Regions from separate parts of the Homo sapiens genome. Here region 2 is linked to region 1. Evidence: read pairs that join two places in POLR2A ChIA-PET (ENCODE). Cell type or tissue: OCI-LY7. All regions are shown on one strand. Each heading gives the region's core, and the rest is flanking DNA. Links, peaks and the distances in the headings are about the cores only. Region 1 overlaps NFS1 (NFS1 cysteine desulfurase). Region 2 has its middle 9.0 kb from the start of SPAG4.

What was found. Peaks named below come from ENCODE experiments on the same cell type or tissue, not always from the same donor. Only the 100,000 strongest peaks of a DNase experiment are listed, where the experiment ranks them.
Region 2: POLR2A ChIA-PET joins it to region 1 with 11 read pairs; 31 of 35 experiments call an interaction of 5 or more read pairs at or near these places.

Annotation. Positions count from the first base shown.
Region 1 is chr20:35,674,921-35,679,306 of GRCh38, forward strand. NFS1 (NFS1 cysteine desulfurase) reads right to left here. Exons shown (of 13, transcript NM_021100.5): 8 at 125-282. Among named protein-coding and RNA genes, the nearest start is that of RBM12, 12 kb to the left of the region's middle. In OCI-LY7, for the core only: no CTCF peak of the experiment used is centred there; no DNase peak of the experiment used is centred there.
Region 2 is chr20:35,604,618-35,609,003 of GRCh38, forward strand. It overlaps the pseudogene FER1L4. Among named protein-coding and RNA genes, the nearest start is that of SPAG4, 9.0 kb to the right of the region's middle. In OCI-LY7, for the core only: no CTCF peak of the experiment used is centred there; DNase peaks (open chromatin) are centred at 734 and 2,574; H3K4me3 peaks cover 669 bases; H3K27ac peaks cover 3,395 bases.

The sequences.
Region 1 (4,386 bases), core at 168-4,167:
CAAGGAAGAGTTTTCTTAAGCCCTCTCTCCCTGCAGAGATCTGCCTCAGTCATGCTGAGAAGCCTCTAAATAGGAGACCCAGCACAGGGGAAGAAGTTGTGGGAGGGAACTGCTCTCCCCATACCTCCATCTCTTGCTGTGCCACCTCACACGCAGCCCCCAGCCCCACCACTAAGGGTGTGGGCACTGTCCCAGACCGCATACCCCGCTCCTGCCCCCCTCCACTCTGCAGGGCCTCCACACGCACACGGGGCCGGCGACGGATGTAGATGGCACCAACCCCTGGGAAACAAAATTTGTTACAAAAAACAGAAAGAGAGAAAAGTAGATAAAACAAAATATTTCTTTCCAAAGGGATCAAAATATTACTTCAACTTTTCTGTAAGCATGAAATTTTTCTAAATAAAAAACGTTAAGGAAAAGAAGAAACAGCAGTAAAAGCATAGTATTTAGTAAAATATTTAACATCTGGAAGATAAATGCCAGAAGGAGTAATGATCAAAATGGTTTAAAGTAGCTCCCTATGCTATATGAAATGCCATCATACATTACAGTATTATTCATAATAGCAAAAATACTGGGAACAACTTAGATGTCCATCATCAGGGTAATGGTCAAATAGATTATGGCATGTCCATACAATGAAATACCAAGCAGGTGTATAAAAGAATGAGGGGGCCGGGTGTGGTGGTTCACGCCTATAATCCCAACTGTGGGAGGTCAAGGCGGGCGGATCACCTGAGATCAGAAGTTAGAAACCAGCCTGGTCAACATGGTGAAACCCTCTCTCTACTAAAAATACAAAGATTAGCCAAGCGTGGTAGCAGGCACATGTAATCCCAGCTACTCAGGAGGCTGAGACATGAGATGAACCCAGGTGGTAGAGGTTGCAGTGAGCTGAGATCAAGCCACTGCACTCCAGCCTGAGTGATGGAGCAAGACTCTGTCTCCCAAAAAAAAAAAAAAAAAAAAGAAGAAGCTTGTTCTGAACTGACACCATAAAATCTCCAAGATACATTGTTACAAAACTGGTGAAATCCAAAAAAAAGTCTGTACTTTAGCTTGAAAAAACAAAGATGTATTGGCCGGGCGCAGTGGCTCACGCCTGTAATACCAGCACTTTGGGAGGCTGAGGTGGGTGGATCACCTGAGTTCGGGAGTTTGAGACCAGCCTGACCAACATGGAGAAACCCCTTCTCCACTAAAAATACAAAATTAGCCAGGCATGGTGGCACATGCCTGTAATCCCAGCTACTAGGGAGGCTGAGGCAGAAGAATTGCTTGAACTCGGGAAGCAGAGGTTGCAGTGAGCTGAGATGGCACCATTGCACTCCAGCCTGGGCAACAAGAGCAAAACTCCGTCTAAAAAAAAAAAATGTATTATGGGCTGGACACGGTGGCTCACACCTGTAATCCCAGTGCTTTGGGCAGCCGAGGCGGACAGATCATGAAATCAGGAGTTCGAGACCAGCCTGACCAACATGGTGAAACCCCGTAATTATTAAAAATACAAAAATTAGCTGGGCGTGGTGGCACGCACCTGTAATCCCAGCTACTCAGGAGGCTGAGGCAGGAGAATCGCCTGAACTTGGGAGCCACAGGTTGCAGTGAGCCAAGATTGTGCCACTGCACTCCAGCCTAGTGACAGAGCAAGACTCTGTCTAAAAAAAAAAAGATGTACCATTAGGTGAAAAATGAAAGATTGAAACAGTGAGTACAGTATGCTATCATCTGGATAAAAAAGAAAGCTGGAGGAGAAGTATATATTTGTTTGTAAACACATAGGATAATTGTAGAAAAACCCAAGAAATTGCCTCCCAATAACCAGAGAAAATCAGAAAAAAAAAAAAAAAAAAAAAAAAAAACCAAGAAAGAAATTACCTCCCCAGAAGGGAACTGCATAGCTGGAGGTCAGAGGTGAGAGGCAGACTTTTGTCTGTGCCTTTTTTTTCCCTTTTTTTTTGAGACAAGAGTCTTGCTCTGTTGCCCAGACTGGAGTGCAATGGCACGGTCTCAGCTCACCGCAACCTCCACCTTCCCGGTTAAAGTGATTCACCTGCCTCAGCCTCCTGATTAGCTGGGATTACAGGCACCCGCCACCACGCATGGCTAATTTTTGTATTTTTAGTACAGACGGGGTTTCACCATGTTGGACAGGCTGGTCTCAAATTCCTGGCCTCATGATCTGCCCGCCTCGGCCTCCCAAAGTGCTGCAATTACAGGCGTGTGCCACTGCACCTGGCTGTCTGTGCACTTTTTTGTAGCTTTTGAATTTTGAATCACATGAATATTACTTTTTCAAAATAAAATTTAAATTTAAAAACAATTTGGTGGAGCACGGTGGCTCATGACTACAATCCCAGCATTCTGGGAGGCCAAGGAAGGAGAATCACTTGAGACCAGAAGTTTGGGACCAGCCTGAGAAACACAGTGAGACCCCGTGTCTACAAAAAAAAAAATTAAAACTTAGCTGGGCATGGTGGCATGCACTTATAGTCCCAGCTACTCTGGAGGCTAAGGCAGGAGGATCACTTGAGCCTAGGAGGTCGAGGCTGCAGTGAGCTATGATCGTGCCACTCACTCCACTCCAGGCTGGGCAACAGACTGAGACCTTGACTCAAAAAAACAAAAAACTTAAAAATGCGTATAACCTGTGACTAAACAAGCCGAATTACAGAAATTTTGTGCCAAAATATGAGCATGAGCATGCAAAGTTATTCACCAAGTAATCAGGGCTTCTGAATAGAATTGGCACTTGACAGTTCTCCCACACAGAAAAACTGTTTATGCTGAGAATGGAGGTACTATAAAAATTAAGGCAGTGGTTTCCAAATCGATTATGAAGGACACCAGATTTTAAATAATAAGCTGGGTGCAGTGGGTCATGCCTGTAATCCCAGCACTTTGGGAGACTGAGGCGGGAGGGTTGCTTGAGGTCAGGAATTCAAGCCTGAGTAACATAGTGAAACCTCTATCTCTACAAAAACTGTTTTAAAAATTAGCCAGGCATTGGGCCGGGCACGGGATTACGCCTGTAATTCCGGCACTTTGGGAGGCCAAGGGTGGGTGGATCACCTGAGGTCAGGAGTTCGAGACCAGCCTGGCCAACATAGTGAAACCCTGTCTCTACTAAAAATACAAAAATTAGGCCGGGTGTGGTGGCTCACACCTGTATTCCCAGCACCTTGGGAGGCCGAGGCGGGCAGATCATGAGGTCAGGAGATCAAAACCATCCTGGCTAACACAGTGAAACCCCGTCTCTACAAAAATACAAAAAAAAAAAAATTAGCCGGGCGTGGTGGCAAGCGCCTGTAGTCCCAGCTGCTTGGGACGCTGAGGCAGGAGAATGTCGTGAACCCTGGAGGCGGAGCTTGCAGTGAGCCAAGATCACGCCACTGTACTCCAGGCTGGGTGACAGAGCGAGACTCCGTCTCAAAAAATAAAATAAAATACAAAAATTAGCCAGGCGTGGTGGCAGGCACCTGTAATCCCAGCTACTTGGGAGGCTGAGGCAGGAGAATCGCTTGAACCCGGGAGGCGGAGGTTGCAGTGAGCCGAGATCTCACCATTGCACTCCAGCCTGGGGGACAAGAGCGAGACTTTGTCTCAAAAAAAAAAAAAAAAAAAATTAGCCAGGCATGGCCGGGCACAGTGGGCCTATAATCCCAGCTACTCAGGAGGATGAGAGAGGAGAATCCCTTCAACCTGGGAGGCAGAGGTTGCAGCGAGCCGAGATCACACCACTGCACTCCAGCCTGGGCGTCAGAGTAAGACTTTGTCTCAAAAAAAAAAATTAGGCGTGTTGGTGCACACCTGTAGTGCTAGTTACTGGTGAGGCTGGGGTAGGAGGGTTGCTTGAGCCCAGGAGATTGAAGCTGTGGCAAGGTAGGATAGCACCACTGCACTCCAGCCTGAGCAACAGAGTGAGACCTTGTCCCTATAAAACAAATGAATAAAATAATGTATTAAACTGTATTTATTAAGAATTATTTCATTTCTCCATTTAAAAAAATTCAAGAATCTTATACTATCTGAGTCTAAACAGTTCCCAAATTCAAACAGCAAGTGCTCAAATACCATGTCTGAACAGTGAAGAATGCCACATTATCTAAATCTATTTAGATTCTGGACTTGGAAAGCAGGAGGTTGGATAATGAGGGACACCTGTACACATGTAAGTGTTGATCAGAGCTTCTGATCAATGAGTTCATTGGTTTTTTGTTTTTAAAATTTTTGTGAGTACACAGGAGGTATATATATTATGGAGTTCATGAGATTTTTTTTGTTTTTGAGAGGGAGTCTCGCCTGTCGCCCAGGCAGTGGTGTGATCTCGGCTCACTGCAACCTCTGGCTCCTGGGTTCAAACGATTCTCCTGCCTCAGTCTC
Region 2 (4,386 bases), core at 288-4,287, 70 kb before region 1:
GGATCTGAAACCAGATACAGTATCCCCTAGGGCCCCCCATCTAACTGCCCTGGGTCTAAGAGAGGCCCAAGGACAATGCCAGTGCCTTTTACTACAGGCGGCAGAGATCTTTCTGGCCAGCATCCGTGGTGCCTTGTGGTTCCTCTCTGATCATTAATAATGTAGACTACTCATAACCTATTAAGAACTAAGTAACTAGGCAAGTTTCCTCGTTATTTTTTTCTTTCTTTTTTTTTTTTTTTTTTTTTTTTTTTTTAGTATTGATGAGGTCTTATTATGTACCTTGCCCAGGTTGGTCTTGAGCTCCTGAGCTCAAATGATCCTTCTGCTTTAGCTTCCCAAAGTGCTGGGATTACAGGCATGAGCCATTGTGCCCAGCCGCAAGTTACCTCTTGAGGCCCAACAGGATTCCAAAATTGTCTCATTTTTGTTGGAAATCCCTTACGGTGGCCTTCACTACTCTGCCTGGTCTGGCCCCACCAACCTTTCCAGCTCCATCTCACTCCAGGCACCCCAGCTGTGCTCCTTCAAGGCGCTGGACTTTTGCATATGCCTTTTCCTCTGCCTGGAACATTCTCTCCTCCCAGTTAACATCTGTTATCCTTCAAGTCTAAGTTCAGGTACTATTTCCTCAGGGAACCTTCTCTGGCCCCCAAGTAGATCATACTCCCCTGTGGTACCCTCTCCCAGCCCCTACCAGCTTTCTTCTAACACCTGCCAGTTCCAGTTTCACACTTACTTGTGTGAATATTTGTTTAATGTTTGCCTCCCTTCCAAGGGTGTGAATCTTTATCTGGTTTTGCTCACCACGGAATCCTCATTGCTCAGCTCAGCATTTGGCTTATCATAAGAGCTCAACAAATGATGACGGACTGAACAAAAGAACTCCACATTATATAAATGAGAAAATAGCTTCCAGGCCAGGTGCGGTGGCTCATGCCTGTAATCCCAGCACTTTGGGAGGCCGAGGGTAGATCACAAGGTTAGGAGTTCGAGACCAACCTGGCCAAGATGGTGAAACCCAGTTTCTCCTGAAAATAAAAAAATTAGCTGGGTGTGGTGGCGGGCGCCTGTAGTCCCAGCTACTTGGGAGGCTGAGGCAGGAGAATCACTTAAACCTGGGAGGTGGAGGTTGCACTGAGCCGAGATTGAGCCACTGCATTCCAGCCTGGGTGACAGAGCAAGATTCCGTCTCAAAACAACAACAAAAAAAGAAAACAGCTACCAAATGCTAAAGAACGTGTACAAGTTCCCAGACGGGAAATGGCAGATCTGAGATTTGAAGTTAGGTCCATGTCTACTAGGCTATGAGCCCTTCCATGAAACACCAGGAAAATCCAGCCAGGTTCATCTTTGTCTCCCAAAAGAATTGATTGCTGAAAGGAATCCTGGCTGGAGGCCTTGTTACCACTCCTCTCTGGGTCTTAGGTTTTCCCCTGTGAGAAATGGAACCCTTTATCTAGAGGTACTTAAGGGTGGCAGCCTGGGGGCCAGAGGGGCTCACCGGGGACACTTGAAGATTCTCATCCACTAGGGCTTCCCGTAGCACCAAATGCCCAGCATTCTGTAGCTGCTGCAGGGAGATCACCAGGGTCCCTAGAGGCCTAGGGGAGTGGCATAGAGCAAAAGAGTGACCCAAGAGAATGGCTCTAAGTCACCCCCAGCCCAACCTGCATCCCTGTCTCCCCAGGCCTACTCACCTAAGGCTGAATACACGGCTGCAGTTGACCACCTGCACAGACAGACACTCCCCAGCCAGTGGAGCCCCATAGTGGGGCCATCGGAACAGCTGGGGACAGGAGGAAGCTTGTGACACCCATGCTGTGCTGACCCTAAACTCCAATCCAAAGCCCATTCTTGGCTGGGCACAGTGGCTCACGCCTGTAATCCCAGCACCTTGGGAGGCCAAGGCAGGCAGATCACTTGAGATCAGGAGTTCAAGACCAGCCTGACCAACATGGTAAAACCCCTTCTCTACTAAAAATACAAAAATTAGCCAGGTGTGGTGGTACATGTCTGTAATCCCAGCTACTCAGGAGGCTGAGGCAGGAGACTCGCTTGAACTTGGGAGGTGAAGTTTCCAGTGAGCTGAGATTGTGCCATTGCACTCCAGCCTGAGTGACAGAGTGAGGCCCTGTCTCAAAAAAAAAAGAAAAAAAAAGAAAAAAAAAAACCCTATTCCTAACCCTCAGACAGGAGCCAATCCTCCAGACTTAGAGCTAACTTTAGGACTAACATCCCCAAACCTGGAAGGGATCCCTGCACATGGGTTTGAATCTGAGTGAGGGCTGATCTGGGACTAACTAGTGATCAAGAATGAATTCCCCCAGTCTTGCAACTAATTTGTTCCAATCTGGGTCTGATCTCTCAGGCCTCAGACTGACCCCACCTCCCAAGACTATACTTCCCCAAACCCAGGAATGAGCCCCTGAACCCCAGGTTGGACTTGGATGGGAGACAGATCAGGAACCAACTGTACTGACCTCACCGATATCTGCTTCTGGACCACAGTGAATTTTTCTTGTTTTCTGGGTAAAGCCTGCTCAGAACTGAAACTAGTCATATATCAGCCCCTCCCCCCACACACACAAAAATAATTTGCTTCCCCCACTCTTGGCCCAGTGTCAAGTCCCTCCTGGATTCACCCTTAAAGAAAGGTAGACAATGGGAAGGAAAGAGGCAGAGGGTTGGAGATACCAGTGTGGGTAGAGAAAAGAAATGGGCTGTAGAGATGGGAAGGCATTGGGTCAAGGGCCCCCAGTTTCAAATATCCTTAGGGCGCCCCTGCAAGCCTCACCTCGAAAGGTGAGCTTCACTTGTCGGTCGTGGGTGCCGGTCAGCCCTGTTAGTCGTTGCACGCGTTACCGTCAGAGCCATGGTCCCAGTGGCACTGGCACTTCCTCTGCCCGTCTGCCCTTCTGCCCACCAGCCCGCCCACCTGAATCGCCTCTGACTCACTGGACTCACCCAGCAGGTTTAGCAATCCCTACCCTTTAGTCAAACACACAGGGAGCAGGCCTGGGGGTCATGGGTGGGGAGGGAGGAGAGGACCGAGGGATAGGGGTAAGGTCCTGGAGGTCAATTCAGCCCTCCCTGCCTCCACCAGCTGCAAGCTGGCAGGACTGCCTCAGCCTCCATCCTGCATCCTCAGGGAGTGAGAGCTGTGATAGGGTGGGAGGGAGGCAAGGGGAGTGAACAGGACCCCAGTCTGCTCCCTGCCAGCCGATGAGGCCTCAAGGACATGGACCTCATGCCTTTTCGTTTCTTTTTTCTTTGTTTTTTTGTTTTTTGTTTTTTGGTTTTTTTTGAGATGGGGTCTTGCTCTGTCATCCAGGCTGGAGTGCAATGGCACGATCTCAGCTCACTGCAACCTCTGCCTCCTGGGTTCAAGCAGTTCTCCTGTCTCAGCCTCCCGGGTAGCTGGAATTACAGGTGTCCACCACCACAGCTGGCTAATTGTTTGTATTTTTAGTACGGACAGGGTTTCGCCATGTTGGCCAGGCTGGTCTCAAACTCCTGATCTCAGGTGATCTGCCCACCTCAGCCCCCCAAAGTGCTGGGATTATGGGCATGAGTCATTGTGCCCGGCCTCTCCTCTTTTCTATCTCTCTCTCGCTCTCTTTTATTTTTATTTTTTTTACTTTCTTCCTTCTTTCTTTCTTTTCTTTTTTTTTTTTTTTTTTTTCCTGAGATGAAGTCTCACTCTGTCGCCCAGGCTGGAGTGCAGTGGTGTGATCTTGGTTCACTGCAACCTCTGCCTCCCGGATTCAAGCAATAGTCCTGCCTCAGCCTCCCACACAGCTGAGATTATAGGTGCCCGCCACCATGCCCGGCTAATTTTTTTTTTTTTTTAGATGGAGTCTCCTTCTGTCGCCCAGGCAAGAGTGCAATGGTGTGATCTTGGCTCATGGCCACCTCTGCATCCCGGGTTCAAGCGATTCTCCTGCCTCAGCCTCCCAAGTAGCTGGGATTACAGGCATATGCCACCACGCCTGGCTACTTTTTGTATTTTTTTAGTTGAGACGGGGTTTCACCATATTGGCCAGGCTAGTCTCAAACTCCTGACCTTGTGATCCGCCTGCCTTGGCCTTCCAAAGTCCTGGGATTACAGGCATGACTCATTGCGCCCTGGCTAATTTTTGCATTTTTAAGTAGAGACGGGGTGTCACCATGTTGGCCAGGCTGGTCTCAAATTCCTGACCTTCAGTGATCTGCCCATCTCAGCCTCCCAAAGTGCTGGGATTACAGGAGTGAGCCACCACGCCCAGCCCCTTCCTTTCTTTCTTTTTCCTTTTTTTAAGGCAGGGTCTCACTCAGTTACCTAGGCTGAAGTTCAGTGGTGCAATCAAGGCTCACTGCAGCCTCAATCTCCCAGGCTCAGCCTCC